Regions from separate parts of the Homo sapiens genome. Here all the other regions are linked to region 5. A link is a contact called in ENCODE Hi-C or POLR2A ChIA-PET data. All regions are on one chromosome and are shown on one strand. The core of a region is the stretch at or near the end of the contact, and the rest is flanking DNA. Distances in the headings are between cores, read along the strand shown.

What was found. Hi-C counts contacts between places; a loop is a spot of excess contacts on that map. ChIA-PET counts read pairs that join two places held with the same protein, here RNA polymerase II (POLR2A). Pooled maps may share reads with other maps.
Region 1: a loop to region 5 is called in a pooled map, with 16 times the contacts of the local background. The contact joins the promoter of BICRAL here to the promoter of HSP90AB1 in region 5. A Hi-C loop is called at or near these places in 1 of 168 maps with a recorded cell type or tissue (naive thymus-derived CD4-positive, alpha-beta T cell), 2 of 37 single-sample maps with no recorded cell type and 10 of 50 pooled maps. POLR2A ChIA-PET finds 5 or more read pairs at or near these places in 2 of 52 experiments (CD4-positive, alpha-beta T cell and activated CD4-positive, alpha-beta T cell).
Region 2: a loop to region 5 is called in a pooled map, with 15 times the contacts of the local background. The contact joins the promoter of CNPY3-GNMT here to the promoter of HSP90AB1 in region 5. A Hi-C loop is called at or near these places in 8 of 50 pooled maps. POLR2A ChIA-PET finds 5 or more read pairs at or near these places in 2 of 52 experiments (Caco-2 and WTC11).
Region 3: a loop to region 5 is called in a pooled map, with 7 times the contacts of the local background. The contact joins the promoter of SUPT3H here to the promoter of HSP90AB1 in region 5. A Hi-C loop is called at or near these places in 5 of 50 pooled maps. POLR2A ChIA-PET finds 5 or more read pairs at or near these places in 2 of 52 experiments (activated CD4-positive, alpha-beta memory T cell and activated naive CD4-positive, alpha-beta T cell).
Region 4: a loop to region 5 is called in a map of gastrocnemius medialis, with 22 times the contacts of the local background. The contact joins the promoter of SRF here to the promoter of HSP90AB1 in region 5. A Hi-C loop is called at or near these places in 4 of 168 maps with a recorded cell type or tissue (CD8-positive, alpha-beta T cell, ascending aorta, gastrocnemius medialis and 1 more) and 21 of 50 pooled maps. POLR2A ChIA-PET finds 5 or more read pairs at or near these places in 4 of 52 experiments (CD4-positive, alpha-beta T cell, MCF 10A, OCI-LY7 and 1 more).

What each region holds. Positions count from the first base shown.
Region 1 is chr6:42,780,712-42,783,411 of GRCh38, forward strand. It overlaps BICRAL (BICRA like chromatin remodeling complex associated protein), which reads left to right and starts at 1,341. Exons shown (of 13, transcript NM_001393499.1): 1 at 1,341-1,390. RefSeq lists enhancers at 2,150-2,700, 2,696-2,700 and a silencer at 2,276-2,615.
Region 2 is chr6:42,928,163-42,930,929 of GRCh38, forward strand. CNPY3-GNMT (CNPY3-GNMT readthrough) reads left to right here and starts at 1,318. Exons shown (of 5, transcript NR_134892.2): 1 at 1,318-1,559. CNPY3 (canopy FGF signaling regulator 3) reads left to right here and starts at 1,318. Exons shown (of 6, transcript NM_006586.5): 1 at 1,318-1,559. The coding sequence starts at 1,409. RefSeq lists enhancers at 711-1,212, 797-846, 857-906, 1,213-1,714, 1,357-1,616 and 1 more.
Region 3 is chr6:45,376,609-45,379,518 of GRCh38, forward strand. It overlaps SUPT3H (SPT3 homolog, SAGA and STAGA complex component), which reads right to left and starts at 1,326. Exons shown (of 11, transcript NM_003599.4): 1 at 1,160-1,326. The region is part of intron 2 of RUNX2 (RUNX family transcription factor 2); the gene reads left to right. RefSeq lists silencers at 968-1,247, 1,568-1,617 and an enhancer at 1,258-1,801.
Region 4 is chr6:43,169,994-43,172,693 of GRCh38, forward strand. SRF (serum response factor) reads left to right here and starts at 1,276. Exons shown (of 7, transcript NM_003131.4): 1 at 1,276-2,176. The coding sequence starts at 1,664. RefSeq lists enhancers at 480-1,209, 2,236-2,700, 2,495-2,700 and a silencer at 1,185-1,764.
Region 5 is chr6:44,245,612-44,248,408 of GRCh38, forward strand. It overlaps HSP90AB1 (heat shock protein 90 alpha family class B member 1), which reads left to right and starts at 1,490. Exons shown (of 12, transcript NM_007355.4): 1 at 1,490-1,584. RefSeq lists enhancers at 1-546, 1,301-2,055, 2,540-2,589 and a silencer at 750-989.

The sequences.
Region 1 (2,700 bases), core at 91-2,590, 1.5 Mb before region 5:
TCCAGGCCACGTAATGTTGTTGTTGTTGTTGTTTTGTTTTGTTTTTGTTTGAGTCTTGCTGTGTCGCCCAGGCTAGAGTGCAATGCGCGATCTCCGCTCACTGCAACCTTTGTCTCCCGGGTTCAAGCGATTCTCCTGCCTCAGCCTCCCGAGTAGCTGGGATTACAGGAGCCCACCACCACGCCCAGCTAATTTTTGTATTTTTAGTAGAGACAGGGTTTCACCATGTTGTCCAGACTGGTCTCGAACTGCTGACCTCAGGTGATCCACTCGCCTCGGCCTCCCAAAGTGTTGGAATTACAGGCGTGAGCCACCGCGCCCGGCCTGGGCCACATAATCTAAATACTTTGGATACTAGATAGTTTACAGAGAAGTTTCAACAATTTGAGATTTGAGATTAAAAATAGGTGGTAGTTATACTTGGACCAAAGAATGTTAAAAGATTGACTAGCTCTCTTTTAAGAATGAGGGGGTTATGTAATGAAAATTCCGCAAATATAGAGATAAAAGATATCTACATAAAGAGAAGGCAGTAGAAAATGAATGTTTTGAGAGTGATTTACTCTGCCTCACCTTCCTTTTAGTCACTGAAGTTTTGTTTTCCTTTTTAATGTTCACATACGGGCTTCACAGGTAAGGTTTCAAGAATTTTGGAATGGACAAAGAGTGTTGCAAAGGAAAGCTTAGTACATTTGAAAGTTAGGATGAACCAGTTATTTGCCTAATAACTAAGTTAAAAGTCGTTTTGGTTTTTAAAAAGCATATGCAAAACGTATTCACTGAGGCTTGCTCTAATTAGAGTTCTAAACAAATCTTGTAGGGTTTTTTTTTTTTGTCTTTAATCTCCCCCCTTCCCGTGTCAAGTTAAACTGGGTGGGTGGGTGGGTGTGTGTGTGTGTGTGTGTGTGTGTGGAGAGAGAGCCTGCAAGAGAATTAGCACGCACCTCGTGGATCTTAGTAATTGTTTTAAAGCCAAATAAAACTGTTTCTTGAATAAACCAATACATTTCTGAAGTTGAAAAGAATCCCAAAGGAAACGAATGAACATCCTTGCAGCTTGATTTTCCAAAAAAAAAAAAAAAAATTTTTTAAATTAAAAAAATCCTAATCTCCACATTTTTTGCCAGGCGAGAACCGAAGTTTGGAGGTAGACGAGCAGGCGAGCGGTTTGCCCGGGCGCAGAGCATGAAGGCCGGGCGGGCGCGGGGAGCGGCGCCCCGGCCCGGCGCGGGGGTGAGCGAGAGAGAGAGCGGAGCGCGTGTGGCCGGCGCCGCTCGGCCGGGAGCTCCCGCGCTCCGGCCCCCGGCCCCGCGCCCGCCGCCGCCGCCGCCGCCGCCCCTGTTGCGATGGCGCAGAAACCCCGTTGACAAGGCACTGCTTTTTCATGACGGTGAGTTTCCCTTTGAGTGTATTATAATTTTGTGATAAAAATTTCAAGGAGAAAAAAAAAACACACAACCTCCTTCCTCTGCCTCTTTCCTTCGGGGAGGGGAAAAGCGAGGGAGGGGGGGCTGGAGATCTGTCTCCAGACTGAAAAGAAAGGAGCAAATTAAACACCGAGTTGCCAAAACCAGGATATTAGGTTTCAGCCCAGAGAGCTATTGGCTAAGGCTGTGTTTTTTTTTTTTTTTTGGGGGGGGGTGGGTTTGTGGGTGGGTGATGGTGGTGGTGGGTGGATGTTTAATGGACACGGAGAAAAGGGGAATCGAGTGTTTATGCCTTTCCCAGCGCTGCCGGGGCCCCGGGAAGACCAAGTTCAGTGTCTCGGGCGGGGGCGCAGGCGGGCAGGGGGCGGCGAGGCCGGGCCGGGGGCGCCTCGGCGGGGTGGGGGCCCGGCGCCTTTCTTTTTCCTTTTTTTTCTTTTCCGCGGATGCAAATTTCTGGAGCGGGGAGAGGGAGAGCCCGGGAAGGGGGTGGCGTGGCGGTTGGTGGTGGGGAGGGGAGGGGAGGGAAGCCTTTTAATGACTCATTGATTGAGCCGGTTTAAAATTAGTTGTGTGCGCGAGTGTGAGTGTGTTTTCCGCCCCCCGGAGCCGCCGGGAGCCGGGAAGGAGGGAGCAGGGCTCGGCGAGGGGAAGACGGCGCGGCGGGGCCGCGAGCAGGGGGCAGGGAGGGCCTGGAGTGACGGCGGGCGAGGAAGAAAAATAAGCTTTTCCAATCTCCTCCCCTCTGTTTTCCCCCCCTCGTTTCTTTTCTCTCTCGGAAGCTCTAGGGTGTGAATCACATTTTCTTTCTTCTCGGCAAAATGGACCCCGCGTCTGGGGAGGGGGAGGGGAGAGGGTGGGGAGGGAGGCGGCGGAGACGGGGTTTATTTTTCATCCTGGCTTCCCCATTCCCGCCGCATCTGCGGGCGGCCGCGGCGAGGAGAGCAGGTCCGGGGTGCGGCGGGGAGAGCTCGGGGCAGGCGAGTCGCCCCGGCCCCGTTCCCGCTCCCGCTCCGAGCCCGCGGCGGCGGCGCGCACCTGCCGCGGGACTGCCCCTTCCCAGCCGCCTCGCTGCCTTTTCGAAGCACCGCCGAGGATCCGCGGCCGCGTCCGGCCGAGCCCCCAGCCGCGCGGAGGACCGGCGGCCCAGCCGGGCGTCTCCTGCGAGGCCCGCGCTGTTCGCCGCGCCGGCCAGAAGAGATGTGCGGCTGGGACGGCGCATTTTTGGCCGAGTGCGCGCGGGCGTTATGCTGTTCGCGCCCCCCCGAGTCGCCCC
Region 2 (2,767 bases), core at 68-2,567, 1.3 Mb before region 5:
ATCTTTAGTAGAGATGGGGTTTCAGCATCTTGGCCAGGCTGGTCTTGAACTCCTGACCTCGTGATCCACCTACCTCGGCCTTCCAAAGTGCTGGAATTATAGGCGTGAGCCACCAAGCCCGGCCTCCTCTTTATTTTTTATTTTGATTTATTTATTTTTGAGATGGGGGGGGTGTCTCGCTATGTTGACCAGGCTGGTCTCGAACTCCTGGCCTCAAGCAGTTCTCCCTTCTTGGCCTCCCAAAGTGCTGGGATTACAGACATTAGCCACGGCGCCTGGCCTTTTTCTTCTTCTTCTTCTTTGTTGAGACAGGGTCTCAATCTGTTGCCCAGGCTGGTCTCCAACTCCTGGGCTCAGGTGATCCTTCCGCCTCGGCCTCCCAAAGTGCTGGGATTACAGGCGTGAGCCATTAAGTGTTCCCCTTAATGACACAGCAGATGAGAGTTTTACTGAGTATCTCCTTGTGCCAGGCACCCTGTTGTTGCTGGGGAAGCGGAAGGGAGAGACAATCGTTAATCGGCTAAATTTCTGCCTTCTGAGAGCTCAGAATCAAGAAATAAATAATAGGGCAGTAAAAGGGGCTGGGATTACATACAAAAAGAAAATTAATGCCTGAACTTTTTACAATCTGCTCGATAAGCTTTAATTCTATTAACCTATTTGAGCTTCCCAACAACAGGCAAGCTCCCACAGCAGCTAGGAGGATCACTTTGTCGTCATACAAATAGAAACAGGCTCAGAGAGGAAGTCATTTGTTCTAGTTCTCACTAGGACAAATCTACTGGCTACTAAAAAAGTGTGAAGGCTGGGGACAGTTTGAGTCGTCCTGCTTGCACCTTAAGCGCCTACAAGAGTGCCCGGCTATAACAACCACAATACCAATAATAAAATTTAAAAACAGATGTTCAGTAAGGACTTGCGGCATTAGGACCCCAGGAGGGAAGTGACGTTCGAGGAGGCGGAGAAAGCCGCGAAGACGGCCTTCCCCACATCTTCCAGCACCTGCGCGCCTGAATCCGTCCCACCCAGGCCCAGACGCAGGCTTCTTCTCGGGTCTTGGTCCTGCATCCTCTCTCTCCCAGAGCCTCCGTTAGGGGGTGGGAAAGGACTTTGCCATAGGTCGCTGAGGCCACCATCTGCTCTCTTACTGGCCAAGGGCGTAAAAAGATAGTCTTCCCATTAGCTAGAGAGCAAACCCCAGAAAGCCTATTGGCTGCGCCGTCCGCGGGCCTTGGTCCGCTTTGAAGGCGGGCTGCGGCTGCGAGAGGAGGGCGGGCGGGAGGCTAGCTGTTGTCGTGGTTGCTCGGAGGCACGTGTGCAGTCCCGGAAGCGGCGAGGGGAAACTGCTCCGCGCGCGCCGCGGGAGGAGGAACCGCCCGGTCCTTTAGGGTCCGGGCCCGGCCGGGCCATGGATTCAATGCCTGAGCCCGCGTCCCGCTGTCTTCTGCTTCTTCCCTTGCTGCTGCTGCTGCTGCTGCTGCTGCCGGCCCCGGAGCTGGGCCCGAGCCAGGCCGGAGCTGAGGAGAACGACTGGGTTCGCCTGCCCAGCAAATGCGAAGGTGAGGAGGCGGGGCCCGTGGGGCGTATCCTGCCGGAGGGGCTGGCTCCAGCGGTGGTGCTTGCGGAGCAGCGTCGGGGGTTGCAAGGTTCCGAGCTCTGCAGGGTGTCTTCCTTCCTTGAACAGGCTTGCGCCGGGACGCTGCGGCGGACGAGAGATCTGGTCCCGGTACCCCTGGAGTTCACACATTGGTAGAAACAAGCAATGATAATTCAGAGTAGTAGATGCCATGATAGGGGAGGTACAGAGCTTCCTTTTGGGGGCCGGACGAGGAGCATCTGGTCTAGCCTGGAGTGGGGGAGGGGGTGGGCGAAGGCTGTGTGCAGAGGGGAGTCAAAGAGGGCTTCATACAGGAAGCACGAAGAGGCATTAGGAGTTAGCCGGATGAAGAGAAGTGGAAAGAGAGGGGCCCACTCAGGAAACTACAGAGGCAGAGGCCTGCCGGCTGAGAAGCTAAGAACGAGTTTGAGGAACTGAAAAGCTCCAGATGACTCATCTTGGGGGAAAAAAACCTAAGACTTTCCCCTTTTGCCCTCACTGCAACCCAATCTGTGTAGTTGTCTGTTGCACCCACTAACAACTCCTCGAAGGCAGGAATTTTTGTCTTAGATACGTATTCACACAGTGTCTGGTAGGCACTCAATAAATGTTTTGAGAATACAGATGATTAAATGGGAGACTGTGGGTGTGTGTGAGGAGGAGGATCTGGATCTGAGGAGCCCTTTGGGGGAACAATAGAGCCTATGGGGAACTTGAAAGAAGATTTTAGGACTTTGGAGAAAAGGTGAGTCCCAAAGACATAGGCGTTGAGGAACTACAGAGAGAGAGAGAGAGGGAGCTACCAGCGAGCCAGGACTATAAAGGACCTATTTCTTTTTCCTCAACTCCGTCCCTTAGTTTTCTCCTCAGACCTTACAGTCATGCCTGCCTTCCTAGCCCCGTAACCCCAGGGCCCCCAGAAAGTTGGCTGTGAATCTCTCATCTGAATTGAAAGCCTACATCAGGCCAGATGTTCCCTAAACACTGGAAAGTGGGTTTGGGGTAAGTTTCGGACACATAATCCTTCCATTAGAGAGATTAAAAGGATGCTTTAGAGATAAGCCGACTTCACTGGTAGGGCACCCAGTATGAGTTCAAGCCTGTGCCTTCCCCCGTACATTCTTTTCTTTTTTTCCTTTTTTTTTTTTATGAGACTGTCTGGCTCTGTTG
Region 3 (2,910 bases), core at 76-2,575, 1.1 Mb after region 5:
CGCTCCAACGTCCCGAATATCCTGAGATAAGAAACTTTCCATAGCACAATGAAGAGCATTCCATTCTTGCAAAGTACTCTCACGAACTGTTTCTCATAGGCAAATTCAGCCTCTTTGAAACATTCACCAGAAATTCCCCAAGTTTTGTCCTTCAAGTAAATCTTTGCAGGGCGAATTTAATTCCTCTTCCAGAGTCTGCCCTTCACATATACTAAGACCCCAGGTCCTCTCCTTCCAAATACATACATACATATATACACATACATATACTTATATACACACATATGTATATACATATATATACACACACATTTCTTTCTACCGAAATAACTTAACATTTCTATTAGCCTCTTGGAGAAATGCTAATTTATCCACGTGTACAGTAATACTACGTCCAGGATCGTCTGAGTGTCAAATATTACATATCACTGTCTTCATAACTTCACTCTCACGTGTGAGACCAAGTGTCCTGATTCTCTGAGAAAATAAGGTCACAGTCATTCTGAACTCCTAAAACGTGGAGAGCAAAAGCAGAGCTAATATGTACTGAGCAGCACCTGGCGCTGTTCTAAGCGTTTAACGTGTATTTTCTCATATAATCCTCACAATTCTGAAATAGGCTATAAGATCGCCATTTTACAGACCAAAACAAGGCAAAGACAAGCTAAATAATTTCCCCAGGGGTCACAGACGTGAGCTCACCCCACAGAGAACACAGCGGATCTTTTCCTCTTTCTGGATGCTACACTCCCACTAACTACCTAACTCTTCTCTCGCCGTGCCATAAAGCAACAATTTCCCTCTTTAATGATTCCTCCGGCAGCCCCCACACTACCTAGACGACCCGCGCACCCCGCTTCTCAGCACAGCCCAGCCCCCCTCACCCCACGCCCACCCGCCAAAAGGGAGGAGTCGAGAGGCAACTCCACGCTCGGCAGCGGAACCAGGGCGCTGCGCCCGGCCAGCGCCTCCCACAGCCGCCCTCCCTTCAACACTCCGGCGTAGACCACGAAGACCCAGGCAGCCGCCCTCGAGCCGGGGCCAGGGCGTGGCCGGCGCGGGGGCCCAGCGACGCTGGGATCTCCGCTCTGCGTCCCTCCCGGCTCTCTGACGTCTCCCCCGCCCGAATCCCCGCACCGCCCCCCGCAAGCCCTACAACCTCTGCTTTAAGAACCCTTGGAGGCACTGCTGCGCTTCCCGCGAGGAGAATGTGGGGGTGGAGATGGTGCGGTTTCTGCTGCTGCGGCCCGGGACACGCTTGGAAAGGGGCGGGGTGGGGGACTGAGAGTGTGGAGTGTAGAAAGGGAAAAGGTGACTCGGCTGTGTGACGGGGCGATGGGGGGGGTACAAGATGGCGTGAGCCCGACTCTCGGTGGGGCGGGGGTTGCGGAGACTGAGGAGTAAGCGATACGGACGCCCCCCGCACTGGCAGTGCGGGCGCATGCGCGCTTGGCCAGGTGGCGCGCGCTCTCCCAGCCCGAGCGAGCTACTTCCGCCACGCTCGCCGGGGGCGGGGCGTTGTGCGCGGCCTTCAGGGCCCGGCTTGGGCAGCGCTGAGCCACGCGGCGGCGTTTAGAGCTGGGGACGCTGGGAGCGGAGTGGGGACGAGCTGAGATCGGTCAGGGTGTACAGGGTGCAGGCTTGAATTCTTTAGGAATTGGGCCCGAGAGGGCTAGGATTTTTGAAGGATTGGGTGACCGGCACTGGAAGTTGATTTTCAACTCCGAGGAAGAGATTCACCGTTCTAAGCTTCTTTCCAGGAATTGGAGTGAACGGGATCTTAATGGGATTGCGCGTTTACAATGGTGAAGGGAAACGGAGGGGTCTGAACGCTCCCCGCAGGGCCGCAGTACAGGCGTGTGGATGTGGAACCCTTTCTGGGACGGCGAAACCAGCTCTTACGCCGCTTCCGCGCGCCATCACTCCCTACCCTGACCTCGCACAGAATCTGTTTCATTAATCTGCTATTAATGTTTTTTCCCCAACTCATGTTACTAGACGCAGGCGTTTAACTACCATGTTTTGTTATTGAAAACTTTTTCTACTTGAAGGCTTTTTTTTTTTTTTGGACGATTCTGTGTTTAGATTTTGGCCTGTTCCTCATTTTAAAATCTTGCACCCCCAGTATTGTACTGTACATTCTGTCCTGCCACATTTAATTGATATAGATGTAGTTCTTTAAATAATACAGTAGTCGTAAGACAATGCTTTCAGTCTTTCACTCTTTATATTATATGAAGTCTTATTTATATTTAACATTCTTATTGCCTGCTTAGAGAAGAAAACTGGTTATCCATGCTCACCTTCACACCTGTGTTGTCAAATACTATAAAATACTGTATTTTATAGGGATTCAAGTATTAACCCTCACCAAGTCTTTTTAAGCATCACTGCTTCAGTTATTTTCTTGCCTATAGATACTGTGAGTTCTGAAATCCCTTCCTTCTATTTGCTTAAATTGTTTAAAATAGCAACTTATTTGGTTATTTCCTCTGTGGATTGTAGTTGAGTCTGCTAGTGTTGTGTTTGATTCTCTTTAATCTCCCCAACGCTTCAATATTTGCCAAATACCTAAAATTCCAAAAGAATAGATATATTTAGGATGTGAGAGCTCAGCTTGATGTGTAAATCAGGGATCAATTCATTGCTGAGCAAAGTGTGCAGTATAAGGGAAAGTAACAGAGTGAGTATGGTGATAACTTCTTACATGGGAAGACTGGTTGAAAGCTCTTTTGAGTACATTACCAAGAAATTAGTTAACAGAAGATTAAGAGAAAAATTAATGTTCACATCTAAAGAAACATAAAAGTAGATCATTTCAATTAAAATTATGTTCAGTTAATGTTATCATAGAAGTTCCTGCACTGGAGTTTCACCTGCATCAGATGAGTACCTGTTTGATCCAGTTTA
Region 4 (2,700 bases), core at 26-2,525, 1.1 Mb before region 5:
TTTTTTTTTTTTTTTTTTCTGCTGGGCACGGTGGTTCATGCCTATAATCCCAGCACTTTGGGAAGCCGAGGGGGAAGGATCGCTTGAGGCCAGGAGTTCGAAACCAGTCTGGGCAACATGGCAAAACCCCATCTCTACAAAAAATACAAAAATTAGGCCAGAGTGGTGGCGCGCACCTGTAGTTCCAGCTACGTGAGAGGCGGAGGTGGGAGAATCGCTTGAACCCGGGAGGCAGAGGTTGCAATGAGCTCAGATCCCGCCACTGCACTCCAGGTTGGGCGACAGAGCGATACCCTGTGTGAAACTTTTTTTTTTTTCTCCAACGGGCTTTCCAGAGAAGTGTGTGTATGTGCGTGTGTGTGCGCGAGCGTGCTTGCTTGGGCTTAAACTTTCTGTCGGGCCACACTTTCCCAAGTCTTTGCACTGGCTGTAGGGTGGGCTTTATCCTCGGGACGTCCTCCTCCCCAAGTCCAGCCTGCAGCTGGAAGTCTTCACTGATCTCCATCTCTCCTCCCTGATCTCCGTCTCTCCTCCCTGCCCGCCTCAGGACTGGGAGGCCGATCTCTCTCTCTCGCCCTCCCCTCCACCAGCCTTTTCCAGATGTATGTCTGCCAAAGACCCCCCAGTGCAGAGGATGATGAATGAAGATCCTCGAGCCAGCCCGGTGGGAAAGTTTCGTCGCCTACAAAAGCGAGGGAAAGGGAAGGGAAGTTGGGGGTAGGGGAAAAGTTAGAGCTGAGAGGCTGGGGCGCGACGAGTCTGGACACCGGGCGGGGACCCAAGCTCTCTCCGCTCAGCCAATAACTGTGCCTCCCTTAGGAAGGCGTGAGGAAATGCTCCAATCAATCCCTGCACTCCTCCCTTGGAATTTGGGCTGTATTTTTTTATTTACTGCAAACCCCACAATCCACCCAGGGGTTTCCCCAGTGTTTGCCTCCAGCGGTCCCGGTGCCCATTTACTAGTGCTGCTCCCTCTCTTCCGCAAGACTGCGCTCCAGTCCCAGCCTCCTTCTCCGCGGGTGCCTCCCAAACCGTTCTATCATTCTCGGGTTCAGGGAGGCGGAATCGTGCCTGCTCTCCGGTTCCTTTAAGAGGCGTCGGCTCCACCCCTCTCAGAGTCGCGGTCTGACGCGAGATGACAGCAACGAGTTCGGTATGTCTATGCAAATAAGCGCCCTCTTGTGGGCCAATGGGGAGCGGAGGTGCCGGAACCACGGACCAATGGGGCGGGGGCGCTGGGGCTCACCATATAAGGAGCGGCCTCGCCATAAAAGGAAACATTGTATCTCTTTATATGGGGGGAAGGGTCGGGGGATCCCTCCGCCGCCAGCGCGTGGTCCCGGCCCCCTCCACCCGCCGTCTCGGCCGCGGCCAGCAGCCCCTGCCCCCCGGGGGACGCTGACGGCCGCCCGGCGCGCCGCCCTAGCAGACGGACAGGGGGCGCTGCGCGCGGCCTGGGGCAACCCGGGCCACAGGGGCAGGAAAGTGAGGGCCCAGGTCGGCCCGGGCGTGCAGGGGCCCCGGGTTCGCAGCGGCGGCCGCGGCAGCGATAGCGGCACTAGCAGCAGCGGGAGTGCCGGGTTGAGCCGGGAAGCCGATGGCGGCGGCTGCGGCGGCTCCGATTCCTCGCTGACTGCCCGTCCGCCCTCCTGCATCGAGCGCCATGTTACCGACCCAAGCTGGGGCCGCGGCGGCTCTGGGCCGGGGCTCGGCCCTGGGGGGCAGCCTGAACCGGACCCCGACGGGGCGGCCGGGCGGCGGCGGCGGGACACGCGGGGCTAACGGGGGCCGGGTCCCCGGGAATGGCGCGGGGCTCGGGCCCGGCCGCCTGGAGCGGGAGGCTGCGGCAGCGGCGGCAACCACCCCGGCGCCCACCGCGGGGGCCCTCTACAGCGGCAGCGAGGGCGACTCGGAGTCGGGCGAGGAGGAGGAGCTGGGCGCCGAGCGGCGCGGCCTGAAGCGGAGCCTGAGCGAGATGGAGATCGGTATGGTGGTCGGTGGGCCCGAGGCGTCGGCAGCGGCCACCGGGGGCTACGGGCCGGTGAGCGGCGCGGTGAGCGGGGCCAAGCCGGGTAAGAAGACCCGGGGCCGCGTGAAGATCAAGATGGAGTTCATCGACAACAAGCTGCGGCGCTACACGACCTTCAGCAAGAGGAAGACGGGCATCATGAAGAAGGTACCAAGCCGGGGGGCTGGCCGGCCCCGGGGCCCGGTTGGGGTGGGGATGTGCAAAGGGAGCCCGGGAGGACCGCAGAGCCGAGGCGGAGGTGAGAGGCTGCGAGTCCGCAGGAGGTGTGTGGGAGGGGATGGCTCCTGCCCGGGGAGGGCCGAAGGGGAGGGGCCGCCGGGGAAATGTGGGGAGAGGGGAGATCCCGCGAACGCTCGCAACCGTGGGGAAAGGCGCAGAGGTGGGAGTGACCGGCGCCAGAGAGGAAGAGGGCCCTTGCTGAGTGAAGGGGTGAGGAGCGGTGATGGGAGGCTACGAGGCTGCCGGGGAGGTGGATAATGAGAACCCGGGATCAGTAGGTCCAGTGCACTCCGGTGTTCGGACGAGGGCGCCGGAAAAGCAGGGAGCAAACGAGAAGGTATGGAGGTGAGGAGGCTGGAGCTGCATGACAACAATGAGCGAACATGTGTGGGAGGAAGTGGGCACCACGAGAGTAGTGCTGGTTGGAAGGACAGGCAGGGTTAGGGACCAGG
Region 5 (2,797 bases), core at 240-2,739:
AACACATGAACAAAACTTGTTAACGAATCGTAGACTGGGTAACAACAGGGCTGGTGAGGGAGGACGATGTGGGTGGCTGTGGGGAAACTCTTCCCAAGCATCCCAGGGGTGGGCCAGGAAGGGGAGCAGATGGACATCTACAGGGCACAGAGCAGGGAGTGGCTATTCTCTCCTGGAGGGGTTGTGGGTCCAGCAGGCTTTCGGATGAGGCCTTGGAAAGGCAAGGACAGCTTGCCAACTGGAGGGCAGGCAAAACGGCTGAGCCAGGCCAGACACGGCAGCTCACTGGCCAGGGGCATGGCCTAGGGGCTCTGGTGCCAAGGCTGAAGGGGAACAACTTGGCCAGCCGCTCTGTGGCCGGCATCGTCACGCGGCCTCCAAGAGCTCCGGCTGCCCTGCACTGGTTCCCAGAGACTCCCTCCTTCCCAGGTCCAAATGGCTGCAGGAGCGAAGTGGGCGGAAAAAAAGCGAACCAGCTTGAGAAAGGGCTTGACGTGCCTGCGTAGGGAGGGCGCATGTCCCCGTGCTCCGTGTACGTGGCGGCCGCAGGGGCTAGAGGGGGGTCCCCCCCGCAGGTACTCCACTCTCAGTCTGCAAAAGTGTACGCCCGCAGAGCCGCCCCAGGTGCCTGGGTGTTGTGTGATTGACGCGGGGAAGGAGGGGTCAGCCGATCCCTCCCCAACCCTCCATCCCATCCCTGAGGATTGGGCTGGTACCCGCGTCTCTCGGACAGGTCAGAGCGGGTCGCCGGGTGGGGTCGCTGCAAAAACCCTGCCCCGGCCGCAGCCGGAGAGGCGGAGCCTCGCGGGGAGGGGGCGGGACCGCCGAGACAGGCCTGGAAACTGCTGGAAATGCCGCAGTGCCGCCGCCGCGCCTTCCGCCGCATGTCGGCAAAGAGTCCCCGCCAGCCCCGGCCGGCGCCCTCCCCCTACGCTGAGCTGCCCCTCAGCGCGAACCCTCCGCCCTTCCTCTACTCCTGCGAGAGTCGGGATCTGGGGCTACCCAAGGTTGGGTCCCGAATGCCAGTCCCTCTGTCGGGACGCGAGATGTGTAGGGCAGATGCTAGGAAGAAGATTGGGTCTGGGAGCGGTGGTCCGCGTGGTTAGCTGCCTCCGCTCTTTTTCGGTGTCCCCCCCAGTCCCGCCCTTGGGTGTGGGGACGCCTGCCCCACAAGTGTTTAGGGAGGTCAGTGGGTTCCTCGCCCGTAGAGACACCGTTTATGCCAAATGAGCACTCCTCATCCCCGCTCTTGATGGAGTCATGTCCTAGACGTGAAACTATGGGGCTGTGATCACAAGCAAATGTGTGGGCGGATCCGTTGCTTGGGTTCTTCCCCGCCCCCTCTTTTTTTCGGACCATGACGTCAAGGTGGGCTGGTGGCGGCAGGTGCGGGGTTGACAATCATACTCCTTTAAGGCGGAGGGATCTACAGGAGGGCGGCTGTACTGTGCTTCGCCTTATATAGGGCGACTTGGGGCACGCAGTAGCTCTCTCGAGTCACTCCGGCGCAGTGTTGGGACTGTCTGGGTATCGGAAAGCAAGCCTACGTTGCTCACTATTACGTATAATCCTTTTCTTTTCAAGGTAAGGCTGAGATCTCCGCTAGGCTTCTTTCCCTTTAGTGCTGTATTCGTGTTGTTTTTGTTTTTTTCTGTCCTTTAGGGAGCCTTAGTCTAGATGTCGGGGTGGCTTGTGGATAACGCTCTGGATTTTTATAGGGTGAGGGTAGTGGTGGGTGAGGTTTTTTGAGTCCTCCTCGGTTTTCTCTAGTGTGTTTGGGGGGTGGGGCTTTCTCTCGGCGCCTGCTGGCCGTAGCGAGGTGGGCTGTGGGGTTGGGGCAGTGGGCGGCTGGCAGCTGCACGTGGTGGCCGCGCGGCCCGGGACGCTGCCATTTTTGCCCCTCCACTTCCGGACGCGGCTACGGGGCGTCGGAGGGGGACCGCAGGGTGGCGGGGGTGCCCGCTCGGGTGACTCAGCACGGCCTTGTGGGACTGGCTTTGTCACCTCTCTTATCGGACGCGTTGTTAAAGCCTTCTTGGGTGCTTTGTTTCTGTGAGGGAGGGTTGACGGTGTGGGAAGAGAGCTTTCGGTCTCCAGCACCCGATACTCCCTCCTTCCAGATCTTTCTTGCAGTCCCGGTGGAGGAGGGGCGGGGAGGGGAGCAGGTTCTGGAAGATTCATGGGCTCCTTCCTCCGCCCTTCCTCGAGAGCTGAGATTGTTCTGGAAGCTTCTGGATTCTGGCGCCCCGCCCCAGTGCCCGGATGCTGGGGCGAGGGAGGGTGCACTGCGGCGCCCCCTCCTCGCGTGGTCCTGGCCGACGCATGTCCGGCAGTGACGAGTGTCGGCCTGGTGGCTACGGCCACCATCTTTCTTGGGTTTGGTCCTGTTCTGTAATTTTGTGCTGTGAAAGGGTCGTGGTGGAGCTTTTGGCTTAAGAATTCTTTGTCCGGATTTAATTGCTCCTCCGGTGGGTATCGTATGGATCCCAGGTTATTCCTCCCTGCCCTATGGGGCAGGAGTGTCCCGCCCTTGGACTGGTCTTAGGAACTGACACCTCAGGGGGAGCAGTTTAAAGTTAGTGCCATTTTTATCTTAAACTAGTCACTTTGATCTCCCCCAAATAAAGAACTGTAGGTAGTGATTTTCACATTTAAATTTGTGTAAGGATTACTTGGGATCTCTAGATACCTGGGTTGGACCAACATTATGATTTTTCTGCCATACTACCAGATGATGCTGAGGCTGCTGGTCACCATTCTTTAAGTAGGTGGGTTCTGTGACATTTGGTTGAAGAAT